Linked DNA regions of Homo sapiens: region 2 is linked to region 1. Evidence: read pairs that join two places in POLR2A ChIA-PET (ENCODE). Cell type or tissue: PC-9. All regions are shown on one strand. Links, peaks and the distances in the headings refer to the core of each region. The heading gives the core; the rest is flanking DNA. Region 1 has its middle 29 kb from the start of LINC01895. Region 2 has its middle 29 kb from the start of TGIF1.

Region 1 (8,344 bases), core at 252-8,251:
TTCTTCTTTTGCATTTCACATTGTTTTTGCTTTCACAACATGGCTGTTTAGCACAAGAGGCCTGGCTTTTAGCCTATGTTGGTTTTTGACATGCCTTCCTCAGTAAGCTTAATCGTTTCTTGCTTTTGATTTAAAGAGAGAGATGTGTGCTTTTCCTTTCATTTGAACTCTTAGAGGCCATTGTAGGCGTATTTATTGGCCTAATTTCAAAATTGTTGTGCCTCAGGGAACAGGGAGGCCCGAGGAGAGGGAGAGAGATGAGGGAATGGCCACTCGGTAACACATTTGGTGGAGAAGTCAGAACACACAATATTGATGGATTTCGTTTGCCATATTATATGGGTGTGGTTTGTGGCACCCCAAAAAAATTGCAATAGTAACATCAAAGATCGTCATAATACATATCATTATGAAAAATTTGAAATATTACAAGAATTACCAAAATGTAACACAGAGACAGGAAGTGAATACACGCTGTTGGAAAAATGGAACAGATAGACTTGCTCAATGCAGGGTTGCCACAAACCTTCAATTTGTAAAAAGTGCAATACCTGTGAAACACAATAAAGCAAGGTACAGTAAAATGAGATATGCCAGTAATTATAGCTGACATTTATCAAGTGCTTACCAATAATATCCTTGCTTAAGCACAGCTTAATACCATAAAGAAGTGCAAATATTTCTCTCTCTCTCTTTTTTTTTTTTTTTTTTGAGACTGAGTCTCACTCTGTGGCCCAGGCTGGAGTGCAGTGGTGCCATCTTGGCTCACTGCAACCTCTGCCTCCCTGGTTTAAGCAATTCTCCTGCCTCAGCCTCCCAAGTAGCTGGGATTATAGGCATCCGCCACCACACCTGGCTAATTTTATTATTTTTAGTAGAGACGGGGTTTCCCCATGTTGGCCAGGCTTGTCTTGAACTCCTGACCTCAGGTGATCCACCCCCCTTGGCCTCCCAAAGTGCTGGGATTACAGGCGTGAGCCACCGTGCCCAGCCAAGAAGTGCAACTATATCTTTCAAAATTATACTCTTTTATTTCACATGGAAATATCCTTCCTTTCCCCTCCTCTTTGTTTTAATTTATTTACTTTTTATTCTTAGAGACTGGGTTTTGCTCTGTTGCCTAGGCTGGAGTGCATTGGCACAGTCGTAGCTCACTATAACCTTGAACTCCTGGGCTCACTCAGTTGATTCTCCCACTAGGACTACAGGCACACACCATCACACCAGACTAAGTTTTTTTTAAATTTTTGTAGAGATGGGGTCTCACTATGTTACCTAGGGTGGTCTTGAATTCCTGGCCTCAAGTGATCCTCCTGCCTCGGCCTCCCAAAGTGCTGGGATTACAGGCATGAGCCACCATGCCCGGCCCCCTCCTCTTTGTTTTAATGAGACACTTACATTGTAGACATTCCCCCCTACTCCCAGATTATAATACTAACCTAACAGGTCCGGAGAACTGTCATATATTGCTTACTCACTTTCTTGCCCGCATTCCTGAAAGGAAGACAAAATTGCAGCTTCCCCTTTGTGTGTGTCTGTTTCCTATCACCTCTACTACCCCTCTGCATCACTCAGATGTACTATAACATGGTCAATGACCTTGGTCATTTGATTTTCATTAACACTCTTTTGCTTCCCTTTTGGAGTAGGGGAGGCTTTCATTTTATATCCATCTTTTGGGTATGCAGATGTAGGCAGAGATTGTTCTTTTCTTTTTCCAGAAAAATATAAATCCCAGGGCAATGTATCATTGATTCCGGTTTTCACTTAAATACCTACCAGGGTCAAGAGAGATGAGCTGTCATCTTTGTTTTGTCCTGTGTGCAAAAATCCCAACTTACAGGAAATGACGTTGTATCAGAAAACTTCCTAGGAAGTACAGTGACTGATGTGAGCTCAGCAGTGGTCCCACCTTGCTCCAGGGAGATGTCACGCTCTGTGAGAGCAAAACCAGGAGAGAGACTCTGCCACCCCAGCTCCAGGCCAGCCACGGCCCCCCCGGGGCTCCATCTGAAAAGACAGCAGCATCAGTCTCCCACCTCTTAATTCTCATTTCTAGAGCAAAATATCATTTTGTGTCAGCTTGTGGTTTTACCTCTAATTAAGAGCACTCCTATTTTCTTTCACCACTCTCAGTATGTTTGTATTTGTTGTTAAATAGCGTCAGAAAATACTTGTAGAGAGTAGTCTAAAGGAAAAGTATGTGGCATGGCGGGACAATCAAGGTTTTAAATAAATATCAATGATCAGTTTTGCTTCCACGTTTTGAACGTATAGAGAAGAGTGCTTTTACAGTTTTATACCGGATCAGCCATGAATCTGATCTTTACTGTTCACTATGATGCTGCATGAAGATTGCATCCAGTTGTTTTGTAAGCTTTTCTATTGAAGTCTTAGCTCTCTGACTTTAAGTGTCTGGGGACAGGGTTACTGTCTGTAGGGTACAGGGCTACTGTCTGTAGGGGACAGAGCTGGGTTTGCCACTGCCACCTCCAGCCTCTTGAAAGTTGTTAGCTTCCTTCAGCACAGCTGAAAGGGTGTTGGAGTGTTCTCAGTCCCAACAGATGTAAGCAGAGGGCATCTACTCTTGGTAGGAAGGGTCACATTAGGTCAGCTGATGGCCAGATGCTGAACTCTGGGTTGGGTTGCACCCAATCAGGAACTACCCCCACCCCCAGTACACTGATGTTCCATACCAGACACTCCCTTTGCACTCAGGTCCAATTTCAGCATCCTTTAAGTTGCTGCTTTGGGACTCCAGAGTAATTACCCCCACACTTTAAACAAAATCCATTTCAGAACCTGCTTCCTCCCTGAAATCTCTATGCTGAAACTATGCAATCTTCCTGCAGTTATTCTAAAGCATTAAATAATAAACAATAATATTTCAATATGTATATTCTGCAATAGTATGCACACACGTTGGTGAATATTTAGAGCTAAGTGTTGGTCCAGAGTCAAAGCAGTGAGAAATAGAACAGGTATGAAAATTGAACTTAAGACTAAAAAAGAAAATCAATGTCCTTCTGAAATTATGTTCCTCCTTCCGCGTCGTTAGGCTTTCTCTGATCTCTAGAGCATGCCAAAAGTTCAGGCACAAATAAACCATAAAAAGAGAAGTCTAGAAAAATTCTCCTTTAAAAGAGATGTATTAAATCTAAGATCTTTCACACAGTTATATTTTAAAAGAACACAGTGAGCAAGGACGATAAGTTAAAAGATAGTAACAGAGTTTTGCTTTTTTTTTTTTTAAATAAAATTGATTAAAACACTCTTGGCTGCCCTTCCTTATCCAGCCTACGATCCCATGCCATTAGTTGCTTGTTTTTTGTTGTTGATGTTGTTTTTTAATAGTGAAGGCTTGAAAATGAACTTTTGGTGTTAAAGGCCAGAATAATGGTTACCTTTGTGGGAAATTGATAAGAGGTGGCCTGAGGAAGCCCCCTGGGTGTTTGATCTGGGTGGTGGCTATAGGGGGTTGTGCACATGTGTGTGTGTTTGTAAAAATTTATTGACCTGAACACATAGGACTTGGCACATTACTGAATGTAAGTTACACCTCAATAAAAAAGAACTTAAAAATGAGGGAAGGTTTGAACTACACTAGTTTAAAAAGAGGTGGAAATTGTGTTTCTAGTTACCTTCATGCAATGCCCTGAGCTGCCTGACAGCTCACACGTGTGTTCCGTGAACACAACTGTGGACCGAAATGCTACACTGCACTTTGCAGGTGCATTGAATCACCCATGAATCTGAGGGGTGTCTGGCCACCAGCAGTAACCTCAGTTTGAAGGGGATTGTTAGTTCCCATGCATTTAAGCCACTTCAAAATTATTCAGTGAAAAACAATGACTAACTTTGAGGCCATTGCTTAATACATATAATGTATGACATTTTTCAGGAAATGATTCTCTAATACTGGGATCTAAATGAATTGAAATTTGAGGCACACTTGGAGAAATTTCCCAGACACCACACAATCAAGATAGTGGAGTGCAATAGTCAGTCACTTGGCCTGGGGCCATGTCAGATGAGGACCTGGCCTCATCTTGGCTTGTTACCAGCTTGCTGAATCACTTTCAAGTCTCAATCATCTGAATGCTCTCAACCTCAATTTTCTTATTTATGAGACAAGAAGATCTCAAGTCTAGAATTATGAGGCTATAGAATTTTGAGTTTTATAAACTGTTTGAATGGATGTATTGGGCAGTTATCTCTCCCCATGGGAGAGGCGATGTTTTAAAACATAAGATACATAGATGGCAAAAAAAAAAAAAAAAAAAATCCAAACAGTATAAAATGATATAAAATGAAGTCTTCCTCTCCATCAACTTCCAGCCCTTTTCTTTAAATATAATTAGAGTCTGTAATTATTTATCCTTCAAGAATTGTTTATACAAATATCAGCATATATGTGTATAGTCTTGAAAACATTTATGCAAATGATATATTAAATACTGACTAAATTTTGCTGTTTTTCTCACTTCATAATATATCTTAGAAGTCTTTATGTGAAATGTGTAAATTTATTTCATTCTTTTTAACAGCAACACATTATTTCATTGTATGCCACAATTTATTTAATCAGTCTCCTACTAATGGATGTTTTGATTATTTCCAGAATTTTTTCTGTTTTTTTTATTTTTTGAGATGGAGTCTCGCTCTGTCATCCAGGCTGGAGTGCGGTGGCTCCATCTCGGCTCACTACAACCTCTGCCTCCCAGGTTCAAGTGATTCTCCTGCCTCAGCCTCCTGAGTAGCTGGGACTACAGGCGCCCACCACCACATCCGGCTAATTTTTTTTGTATTTTTAGTAGAGATGGGGTTTCACCATGTTGGCCAGGCTGGTTTTGAACTCCTGACCTCAAGTGATCCGCCCACCTTGACCTCCCCAAGTGCTAGGATTACAGGCTTGAGCATGGTGCCCGGCCCAGAATTTTTTCATTACAATTAAAGTTCTAATGAACATCTCTGTATGCATTTAATTAATACTTTTGCAAATGTATCCCATAAGGTAAATTCCCAGTAGTAGAATTACTGGGTCAAATGATGTGTGTTTTAAATTTTGGAAGACTGTAAAATTACCCTTCCAAAATGTTTGCCAATTTATCCTGCCACTGACCATGTAGCAGGGCGCCTCTTCTCTGTCCCTCCTTTCCAACACTGAGCATTATCCATTTTTTAACATTTTTTGTAGCTTATAAATAAAAATGTGGCAAGTGACAGATTTTAAGATCAGAATTGAATGATGTAAGATTGATTATTTCTTGTATTTGGCCTACCAAAGAGGCTCTTTCATTTTTAACTGGTTTGTTTTGCATTTGTCAGCTGTCAATTTAGTATATGATAACGTTGGAAGTTTAACAATTAACTAGATTTGGTTGTGCAACTAAAGAATATCAAGACTCACCTGACATTTGCATTGTGTTTTAGTACCTTATTTTGTTTCAGAAAATGTGCCCCCTAGTGGGCACATCTTCTGTAATTTTTTTTTTTTTTTTTTTTTTTGAGACGGAGTCTTGCTCTTCTTGCCCAGGCTGGAGTGCAATGGCGCAATCTCAGCTCACTGCAACCTCCGCCTCCTGGGTTCAAGCGATTCTCCTGCCTCAGCCTCCTGAGTAGCTGGGATTACAGGCGTGCACCACCACGTCCAGCTAATTTTTATATTTTTAGTAGAGAAGGGGTTTCACCATGTTGGTCAGGCTGGTCTCAAACTCGTGACCTCGTGATCCGCCCGCCTCAGCCTCCCAAAGTGCTGGGATTACAGGTGTGAGCCACCGTGTCCAGCCCTTCTGTAATTTAACTGATAGAGTTGAGAGCAGAACACACACGTCAATGGCTGCATTGTGTCCTGTGATATGGCAGCTCCTAGAACGACTCAGAAGAATAGATTATACTTTACAAAGCATGCACAGTTTTCTCAGGTTAGCTCATTGTAGATTTTCCTCACTGATCCAGTAGGATTCACCCTAACAGCTACTGCTAGTCCTTCAAGAAGGGCAGAGTACATACCCTACCTTGATATTGCTTCAGGCTGAATATTGTTGAATATCAACCATATTCTATTTGCATCTGACTTCCTAGATTTCCCTGGGAATAGTTGGTGAAAATGTGCATATTTACAGAAAGGAAAAATGACCCTCAGTAACAATAAGTGATGAATTCAAAGTCAGTAGGTTGGAACACACCTGAAACACAATTTCAGACTTTCCAATCTTTGATGCTTAAAAAATGATCACACACAACTAACTTTCACTATTCCCGCAAGAAAATACTAATAATTTCTAAAAATTTTTACAACTTTCTTTTGAACCACAAAAATAAGCATTGATCTGTCATGAACACATTTCTAGAGTCTGCTGATAAACACTGTCATTAAGCCCTCTAAAAAGTACCTGTGGGTATATTTGCCATAGACGTGGTTTTTAAAACAATCACAATGAAACCGAGAAAAGGAAAAATAAAGGAAGAAGTTAGAGAACGACAGATGGAGAGGCTGGAGAGGAAGACTAGAAACGAACAAAAGGGAAGTGATGAGTCAGGCTGAAGAATACAGGGTCAGCCAGGGGCCAACAGGGGAGGGTAGAATTATTTTCAAATTTGTGTTGGTCCTGCCTAATTTATTTCACCAGTTACACAAGGTCATAGGTGTCCATTTGAAAGGCTCTCTTAGGACACCTACTAGTATTATTAGATGTGTAAAATAGAATTCATGTTACTAACGAGACATTTAGAGAACATTTACAATACATGCTAAAAATATGGAAGGGAAAATTTGCTTCAGGAAATATAGAGTGGATGTAATTTTCTCTATTCCTCCCATTAGGTACAACGTTAAACCCTGGACATAATATGTGAACACACATAAGAAAACTCTGAAAAGTGGAAAGAAAACAGTAAATCTGTTAAGAACCTTGAGACTCAAGTAACAAAAAAATGAGTTGCTTGGCTTTGCTTTTTGCCATGTATAGCTAATACTTGGAGCTGAAGAAGTCAACAACCCAGAAGTGATGGCGAGTACAGGCAAAAATATTAGGCTGTTGCAAAAATAATTGCCGTTTTTGCCATTGAAAGTGATGGCAAGAACCACAATTACTTTTGCACCAACCTGGTAACAACAAAGTCCTCGTCTCTCTAGTCAAAGGACCAGGTGAGGAACAGCCTAGCAAAACAGAACACTTAGACAACAGCCACTTTGGTCCAGCCAAACACCATAGAAAAAGCTCCAGTTCTACCTAATCAAAGTAAAAACAATATCCTAAAATTGATTTAGGAATGATTTAAAAAAAAATGGACAAGAATTGTTAGAGCCCTTGGGCAGTGTGGTGGCATGGAAGCAAAGACAATGGAGGGAGGTCATTGCCGCCACATGGCTGTGGCCTGTGGCTTCAGGATCCTCACCTAGAAAACAGCTATTATCTGTACCTTGCAGGGTTGCTGTGATTCTTAAAAGAGGTAATGTACGCAAAAGCCTTAGCACAATGCCTAGACTAAAGAAGGTGTTCAATCACGTAACTGTAATAATAATGTTAATCTTTTACAAACATTAAACACCTTCTAGAAATATCTAGTGTTTCCAAGTAGTAGGCATCAACACCATTTTACAGACTAAGAATCTCAGTGGATAAAGTAGACATTAAAGACCAAATTCCAAATTTCTACCTTTCAAATAATGCTGCTTAGGTAAATTATTTTTAACTGGTTGAGCCAGCTAGAAAATCCTGCAACAAAAGATGAGTTCTTTCTTATAAAGCATTTGTTTAACACACATTTTAAAATAGTAAAACAGAAAGCTTTCTCTCTTAAGTAATATTTCTCTAAATAACTTTTATTCCCATATACTTTATATGTCAATAGATGTTGTGACTATAATGTCAAATAGGTACCAATTATTCATTAAAAAAACAAATGTTAAGAGAGTTTAAAGGCTAGGCAAGAGGATCGCTTTGCGCCCAGGAGTTCAAGGCTGCAGTGAGCCATGGTCGCGCCATTGCACTCCAACCTGGGCAACAGAGCGAGACCCTGTCTCTAAAAATACATACATACATACATAAACAAATAAATGAATGAATGAAATGAAATATGTGAGTGTACTCTAACAAAACCTGTACAGGACTCATGTTTCATTTCATTTATTTATTTATTTGAAACATGTATAGGACTCATGCACAAAATGCTACAAAATGCTGATGACAGAAACTGGAAAAGATCTAAATAAATGAAGATACATCCTGTGTTCATGGATTGGAATATTCAACATAGAAAAATGGTTAATTCTCCCCAAATTGAAGTTTCACACAATTCTTATCAAAATCTCAGCAAGATTTTTGTATAGACAAGATCA
Region 2 (8,344 bases), core at 203-8,202, 100 kb after region 1:
AGATGGAGTCTCATGCTGTGGCCTGGTCTGGAGTGCAGTGGTGCAATCTTAGCTCACTGCAACCTCCACTTCCCAGGTTCAAGCTATTCTCCAGCCTCAGCCTCCCGAGTAGCTGGGACTACAGGCATGAGCCACCGCGTCCGGCTAATTTTTGTATTTTTAGTAGAGATGGGGTTTCACCATGTTGGGCAGGCTGATCTCAAACTCCTGACCTCAGGTCATCCACCTGCCTCAGCCTCCCAAAGTGCTGGGATTACAGGCATGAGCCACCGTGCCTACCCTGTTTGTTAAATAAATTCTACTACATCCAGAGAAATATTTCATTACATGGAAACGTTCATGATACACTGTTAGATTAAAAAAGTATATCACAACTCAACATGTAAAGTATAATCCCATTTGTATTTATATAACTATATCTATTTTTGTCTATATAACTGTTATTGTAAATTTAGCTACCTATTCGTGTATATATCTATCATTGAGATCACACAAAACAAAAATAGATATTTCCAAATATTCATTTCTTAAAAATGGAATTATTAAGAAATATGTTATATTTCTTCTTTCTGTTCACTGTTTTCTGAATTTTCTACAATTGACATATATCACTTTTGGAATAGTAAAACGGTTATTCTGGCCGGGTGCAGTGGCTCATGCCTGTAACCCTAGCACTTTGGGAGACCAAGGTAGGAAGATCCCTTGAGCCCAGGAGTTCAAGACCAGCCTGGGCAACATAGCAAGACCCCATCTCTACAAAAAAAAGTGGGGAGTTATTCTTAACAGCTTTTTGTTAGTTAAGCTAAAAGCAGAGATACAAAAAATATAGGGCTTACATATGATCGAAGTTGGTTTTTTTTTTTCCTCTCCCCAAATTGTCTATCGGTGAAGGGCCCAGTGTTACAATGAAGCTGTACTCCACAAAGTTACTCAGGGGTCCTGATTTTGTGCTGCTGTTATCTAGGTTGGTGTCTTTTCCACGTGGTAGAAGCTGGCTAACCTCCACTTCCACATTCCAGCCCAAGGGAAAGTCCAAGGTAAGTAGATATTTCTTTAAGGGGGATGACCTGGAAGTTGCACACTTCATTTTCACTCACCATTGGCTTGAACCTAGTCATGTGACCACATCAGTCAAGAAGGCAGGCTGCGATCTATAGTCTCCAGCTGTCAGCCATGTACAGTTGTCCCTTGGTATCCATGGGGGATTGGTTCCAGGATGCTACCTCAGAAATTAAAATGTGCAAATGCTCAAGTTCATTATATAAAATGGCATAGTATTTGCATATAACCTGTGCATACCCACCTGCATACTTGTAATCATCTTTAGATTACTTATAATATCTAATACAATGTGAATGCTATATAAATAGTTGTTATACTGTATTATTCAGTACAGATGCAACTATAGTAGGCCTAACTACATTTTCTATCCACAGTTGGTTGAATCTGCACATACAGAACCCATGGAAACCCAGGGCCAACTGTGTGTGTGTGTGTGTATTCAGCTAAAATTTAGGGGGAAAGGATTATTACTAAAGATGAGTAGGAATAGTGAGAGATGGACTCATTGGACTCTTATTTAGATATTAAAAATCTAGGCTGGGCGTGGTGGCTCACGCCTGTAATCCCAGTACTTTGGGACGCCAAGGTGGGCGGATCACCTGAGGTCAGGAGTTTGAGACCAGCCTGGCCAACATGGTGAAAAACCATCTCTACTAAAAATACAACAATTAGATGGGCGTGATGGCAGGTGCCTGTAATCCCATCTACTCAGGAGGCTGAGGCAGGAGAATCTCTTGAACCTGGGAGGCCAAGGTTGCATTGAGCCGAGATCGTGCCATTACACTCCAGCTTGGGTGACAAGAGCAAAACTCCATCTCAAAAAAAATTTAAAAATAAATAAAAATGTACAATAGTTATAATACTGTGATTCTGGCACAGGAATAAATAAAAAGATTAGGACAACCATAAATACACTGGAATTCATATAAGATTAAAGCATATAAGTTAAGATGGAGGAAAATAAACTCAATAATGTTGAGAGAATTGGAAAACCATTTGGAAAAAACAAAGTTAGATTAAATGACAAAATTCATTCCACATAAAAACTTAACTTTCTGTAGGGAAATATAGATGAAAATGGCAACCAGATTATGACCCCTGCTTTAGTTGGTCCCCCATTCGACAGATTTCTGGACCTTATTGAGAATAATTATCTTTTCCTTGACCTTCAGCAACCAGAACTGCAAACCATACACCACATATAGAAGACACCACGCTTGTATTAGGTCAGGAGAATGCTTTTTATTTTTGTGTGTTTGTTGGTTAGTTGGTTGGTTAGTTGGTTTTTTCTATCCTTTCTTTTGAAGCAGTCTTTTTTATGTTGATCTTCTTTTTGTTGATCTTCTTTATTGATAGATAAAATGTACAAAACTAATAATCCACATAATGACTTCTAATTTCCATCACTGGACTACCCTTGGTGTGTATCTGATTCTATATGCTCCATATAAAAATTAGTCTCCAACTCAACAAGAAAAAAGCAGGCTGGGCACGGTGGCTCACGCCTGTAATCCCAGCACTGTGGGAGGCCAAGGCGAGTGGATCACCTGAGGTCAGGTGTTCAAGACCAGCCTGGCCAACATAGCAAAACCCCTCCTCTACTAAAAATACAAAAATTAGCTGGGCATGGTGGTGCCTGCCTGTAATCCCAGCTACTCAGGAGGCTGAGGCAGGAGAATCACTTGAACCCGGGAGGCAGAGGTTGCACTGAACTGAGATCGTGCCATTGCACTCCAACCTGGGTAACGGGGCAAGACTCCGTCTCAAAAAAAAAAAGGAAAAAGAAAAAAGGAAAATAACCTGATTTAAACACGGGTTTGTAATCATGTAAATGCTCAATTAAAATCAAACAAGTGGCCAGGCATGGTGGCTCAAGCCTATAATTAAAGCACTTTGGGAGGACAAGGTGGGTGGATCACTTGAGGTCAGGCAGAGTTTGAGACCATCCTGGCCAACATGATGAAACCCTATCTCTACTAAACATACAAAAATTAGTCATGCTTGATGGTGGGTGCCTGTCATCCCAGCTACTCAGAGGAGGCTGAGGCAGAAGAATCACTTGAATCCAGGAGGTGGAGTTTGCAGTGAGCCAAGATCGCGCCACTGCACTCCAGCCTGGGCAACAGAGTGAGACTCCCTCTCAAAAAAAAAATAATATTAATAAAACCAAACAAGAAAGAAAAAGAGTGGAAAACAAAAAGGAAACAAAGAATAAGAGCAATGAAATAAAATAAACTACAATTAAGGTACATGTTAATCCAACTATATCAATGATCACTTTAAATGTGAATGATCTAAATACATTAATTAAAAGACAGAGACTATCAGAGTGGATAAAATAACATCACCCAACTATACGTTGTTTACAAGAAACTCACTTTAAATATGCAGGCACAGGTGAAAAGTAAAAGGATGAATACAGAGATGCCACACTAACACTAATCAAAAGAAAGCTATGGTAGCTATGTTAATTTCAGACAAATTATCTCCTGCAATATCTTGGAAGACAGTTCACATGTCAGGCCCTTAGCCCTTAGTTCTAGGAGGGGTGTTTAAGAAATATCAATATTTATGTATTTTGACTGCTTTTTGCTGCTTTTAGCCAAGTTCTGTAAGACTGATGAACCAAAGCAAGAATTAGCCAGTTAGAAAGCAGACTAGAATGGAATACATTTCCTCACAGGAGGAGTTTGACAGTGTGACTTGGTTCTAATCAATGGGATGTGAGGAGAAATTATATACAGTCATGTACCTCATAACATTTTGGTCAAAGACAGACTACGTATATGATGGTGGTCCCATAAGATTATAAGGGAGCTGAAAAATTCCTGTTGCCTTGTGACGTCAAAGCTGTCCTAACTTTGTGGTGCAACACATTATTCACATGTTTGTGGTGATGCTGATGCTGGTGTAAACAAATCTACTGTATTTGATGGTACTAGCACTTGATAATAAATGACCAAGTTACCTGTTTATGAGTTTACTATACTATATATATACATTTATATATAGTATATAAAATATATATATATTTGAGATGGAGTTTGCGTCTTACTATACTATATATATACATTTATATATAGTATATAAAATATATATATATTTGAGATGGAGTTTGCGTCTTACTATACTATATATATACATTTATATATATATAGTATATAAAATATATATATACACACATATTTGAGATGGAGTTTGCATCTTGTTGCCCCAAGCTGGAGTGCAATGGCTTGATCTTGGCTCACCGCAACTTCCACCTCCCAGGTTCAGGTGATTCTCCTGCCTCAGCCTCCTGAGTAGCTGGGATTACAGGCATGCACCACCAAACCCAGCTAATTTTGTATTTTTAGTAGAGACAGGGTTTCTCCATACTGGCCAGGCTGATCTCGAACTCCCGACCTCAGGTGATCCACCCATCTCGGCCGCCTAAAGTGTTGGGATTACAGGCGTGAGCCACCGCGCCCATCTATACTATATTTTTAATTGTTATTTTAGAGTGTACTCTTTCTGTTTAATAAAAAAATTAACTGTAAAGCAACCTCAGGCAGGTCCTTCAGGAGGTATTGCAAAAGACGGCATTGTTACCATGGAAGCTGAACACTCCATAAGTGTTATTGCCCCAAAGACCTCTCAGTGGGAAAGATATACAGGTGAAAGACAGGGATATTGGCCGGGCACAGTGGCTCACGCCTGTAATCCCAGCACTTTGCGAGGCTGAGGTGAGCAGATCACTTGAGGTCAGGAGTTCGAGACTAGCCTGGCCAACATGGTGAAACCCCGTCTCTACTAAAAATACAAAAATTAATTGGGCGTGGAGGTGGTCACCTGTAATCCTAGCTACTCAGGAGGCTGAGGCAGGAGAATCGCTTGAACCTGGGAGGCGGAGATTGCAGTGAGCAGAGATGGCGCCACTGCACTCCAGCCTGGGCGACAGAGTGAGACACCGTAAAAAAAAAAAAAAAAAAGACAGTGATGTTGATGATCCTGACCCTGTGTAGGCCTAGGCTAATGTGTGTGTTTGTGTTTCAGTTTTTAACAAAAAGTTTAAAAAGTAAAAAAAAAAAAAAAAAAAAAAAAATTTGATAGAAAAAGCTTATAGAATATGGACATGAAGAACGAATACATTTTCATAGAGCTGTACAGTGTGCTTGTTTTTAGGCTTAGTGTTGTGACAAAGTCAAAAAGTTTTTAAAAATTTAAAACTTTATAAAATAAAAAAGTTATAGTAAGGTAAAGTTAATTTATTATTGAAGAAAGAAATTTTAAAAAATAAAATGTAGCCAAAGTGTATATCATTTATAAAGTCTACAATAGTGTACAGTAATATTTTGTAGGCCTTCCCATTCACTCACCACTCACTCACCGACTCACTGAAAGCAACATTCAGTCCTGCAGGCTCCATTAATGTTAAGTGCCCTATATAGGTGGCCTTTTTTTTTTTTTTTTTTTTTTTTTTTTTTTTTTTGAGACAGAGTCTGGCTCTGTCGCCCAGTCTGGAGTGCAGTGGCGTGATCTCCGCTCACTGCAAGCTCCACCTCCTGGGTTCACACCATTCTCCTGCCTCAGCCTCCTGAGTAGCTGGGACTACAGGCACCCGCCACCACGCCCAGCTAATTTTTTGTATTTTAGTAGAGACGGGGTTTCACCGTGTTATCCAGGATGGTCTCTATCTCCTGACCTCATGATCCACCTGCCTCGGCCTCCCAAAGCGCTGGGATTGTAGGCGTGAGCCACCGCGCCCAGGCTTTTTTTGTCTTTTATGCCATATTTTTACTATACATGTTCTAGGTTTAGATAGATCAATACTTACCATTGTGTTGCAATCACCTGCAGTACTCATATGGTTACATCACTCCTAGTAGCATAGAAGCAATAGGCCATACCATAAGCCTAATGCATGTAGTCGGCTCTAAGTTTGTCTGAGTACACGCCTAACACCTGAAGACACATTTCTCAGAATGTCTCCCCGTCGTTGATGCATGACAGTATATCACATATTGTACTATTGAAAAAATAGGCATGGCTGGGCGTGGTGGCTCAGGCCTCTAATCCCAACACTTTGGGAAGCTGTGGCAGGAGGGTCCCTTGAGCCCAGAGTTCTCAACCAGCCTGGGCAACATAGTGAGACCCCGTCTCTACAAAAAAAAGTTTTAAGGCTGAGCGCAGTGGCTCACGCTTGTAATCCCAGCACTTTGGGAGGCCAGGGCGGGCAGATCACGAGGTCAGGACATCGAGACCTTCCTGGCTAACACGGCGAAACCCCGTCTCTACTAAAAAAATACAAAAAATTAGCCGGGCTTGGTGTCGGGCGCCTGTGATCCCAGCTACTCAGGAGCTACTGAGGCAGGAGAATGTCGTGAACCCAGGAGGCGGAGCTTGCAGTGAGCAGAGATCGCGCCACTGCCCTCCAGCCTGCACAACAGAGCGAGACTCCCATCTCAAAAAAAAAAGAGTTTTAAAAATTAGCCGGGTGTGGTGGTGCACACTTGCAATCCCAGCTACTCGGGAGACTAAGGCAGGAGGATCACTGGAGCCCAGGAGGTCAAGGCTGCAGTGAGCTATGATCACACCACTGCACTCCAGCCTGGGTGACAGAGCAGTGCTCTGTCTCAAAAACAACAAAACAAAAAAAGGCACACCTGCCCTCGTTTCTTCCTCTCTTTCCAGTGGCCTAAATGTTGAGAGGTAGAGAGAATTAAAGCAGCTATCTTAAACTAAAGAGGGCAGCCACGATGGAGTGACAATACAGAAGGGGTCTGCGTCACCAACATTGTGGCGCTTCCGCAGCCCTGGAGTGCTTATGTTCACACTGTGACACAGAGACAAGTCAAATTCTTTCATGTTTATTTGGGTCTATGTGAGAGCAACTCAAGCTGCGACCTAATTAATGTAGGTTTATGATCAAGTACATATCTCATTGTATTGTAGCTATTTCTCTAATTATGATTATTTTATTATAAGTAATCATCAGTAATAATATCAGCAAAGTAAGTTTTTTTTGTTGTTTTTTTTTAATGTCAGATGGGTAATGTGCCAAGATTTGAGGGAGGCATATCTCACACGAGAGTGTGAAAACACAATCATCATGTTATTAACTACAAAGGATCACATGCAGTCAAGTTTTTACTGTAATCCATGGGTGGGAAGTTCAGCCACACCTTGCAGGATCTGAAACAGGAAATAGAGAAGCCATCAGTAACTGAGGTCATTCTCATATCAGCTTCTGCAAACCAGATTTCTCTCCTGTGATATTGTGAAATACTACTTGGTCTTCTACCCATTTCCTGGCAAGCAACTTCTAAAATCCTTGGAATCTCCTTGTGTGCTAATGAATTGACCTTTGGGTGGGTGGGTAGGGGCTACTGGATAGCCCCAGGATAGTGGTTGCCACTGGATTAGAGGGTAGGAACTTTCAGCCCCACCCCCAGCCTCGGGGAGGAGAGAGTAGCTGAAGTTTGAGTTATTCACCAATGGCCAATGATGTAATCAATCATGCCTACTTAATGACCCCTCCATAAAACCCCCAAAGGATAGAAGTTGGAGAGCTTCTGAGTTGCTTAACCCTTGGAGGTGCTGGGAGGGTGATATGCCTGGAGCGGGCACAGAAGCTCTGCACCCCTTCCCCATACCTTGCCCTATGCATCTCTTCCATCTGGCTGTTCATCTGTATCCTTTCTAATATCCTTTATAATAAACAGGTAAACATAAGTAAGTGTTTCCCAAAGGTCTGTGAGCTGCTCTAGCAAATTAATCAAACCTGTGGAAGGGCCATGGGAACCCTGATGTATAGCCAGTTGGTCAGAAGTATTGGTGACAACCTACTACTTATGATGTCTAAAGTGGGGCAGTCTTGTGGGACTGAACTCTCAACCCGTGAGGTTTGATGCTACCTTCAGGTAGATAGTGTCAGAATTGAACTGAATTCTAGAGGATGAAACTGCCTTTGCAAAATTATGACAGCAAGAGAAATGTGACATGGCTAACTCCATCTTGCTTCTATCCTCACAGACTGGCTGTCCTTGCTCATACCTGGGCATAGGCCAAGCTAACCACGGGAGAAATTTAGTTTATAGTTTACGTGATGATAGCCCTTTCCAAAAACTAAACTACCCTTGTAAAACTGATGAACATCATGAAGTTAGGAGGATGAGAGGGGCCTGAATTCTACTAAGATGTGGGTGTAGTTAAATAATTACCAGCCATTATTCCGAAAGTCATAAGATTTGCAACTTCCCCAATTAATCCTGTAAATAACATCACTATTGTAGAGTTTAAGATT

The links. ChIA-PET counts read pairs that join two places held together with the same protein. Peaks named below come from ENCODE experiments on the same cell type or tissue, not always from the same donor. Only the 100,000 strongest peaks of a DNase experiment are listed, where the experiment ranks them.
Region 2: POLR2A ChIA-PET joins it to region 1 with 28 read pairs; 5 of 35 experiments call an interaction of 5 or more read pairs at or near these places.

The regions. Positions count from the first base shown.
Region 1 is chr18:3,317,625-3,325,968 of GRCh38, forward strand. No RefSeq gene overlaps it. Among named protein-coding and RNA genes, the nearest start is that of LINC01895, 29 kb to the right of the region's middle. In PC-9, for the core only: CTCF peaks have their summits at 5,452 (motif pointing left) and 5,669; a DNase peak (open chromatin) is centred at 3,987; H3K27ac peaks cover 1,758 bases.
Region 2 is chr18:3,417,179-3,425,522 of GRCh38, forward strand. It overlaps a transcript of TGIF1 not described here and the pseudogene LOC124904374. Among named protein-coding and RNA genes, the nearest start is that of TGIF1, 29 kb to the right of the region's middle. In PC-9, for the core only: no CTCF peak of the experiment used is centred there; no DNase peak of the experiment used is centred there; H3K27ac peaks cover 983 bases.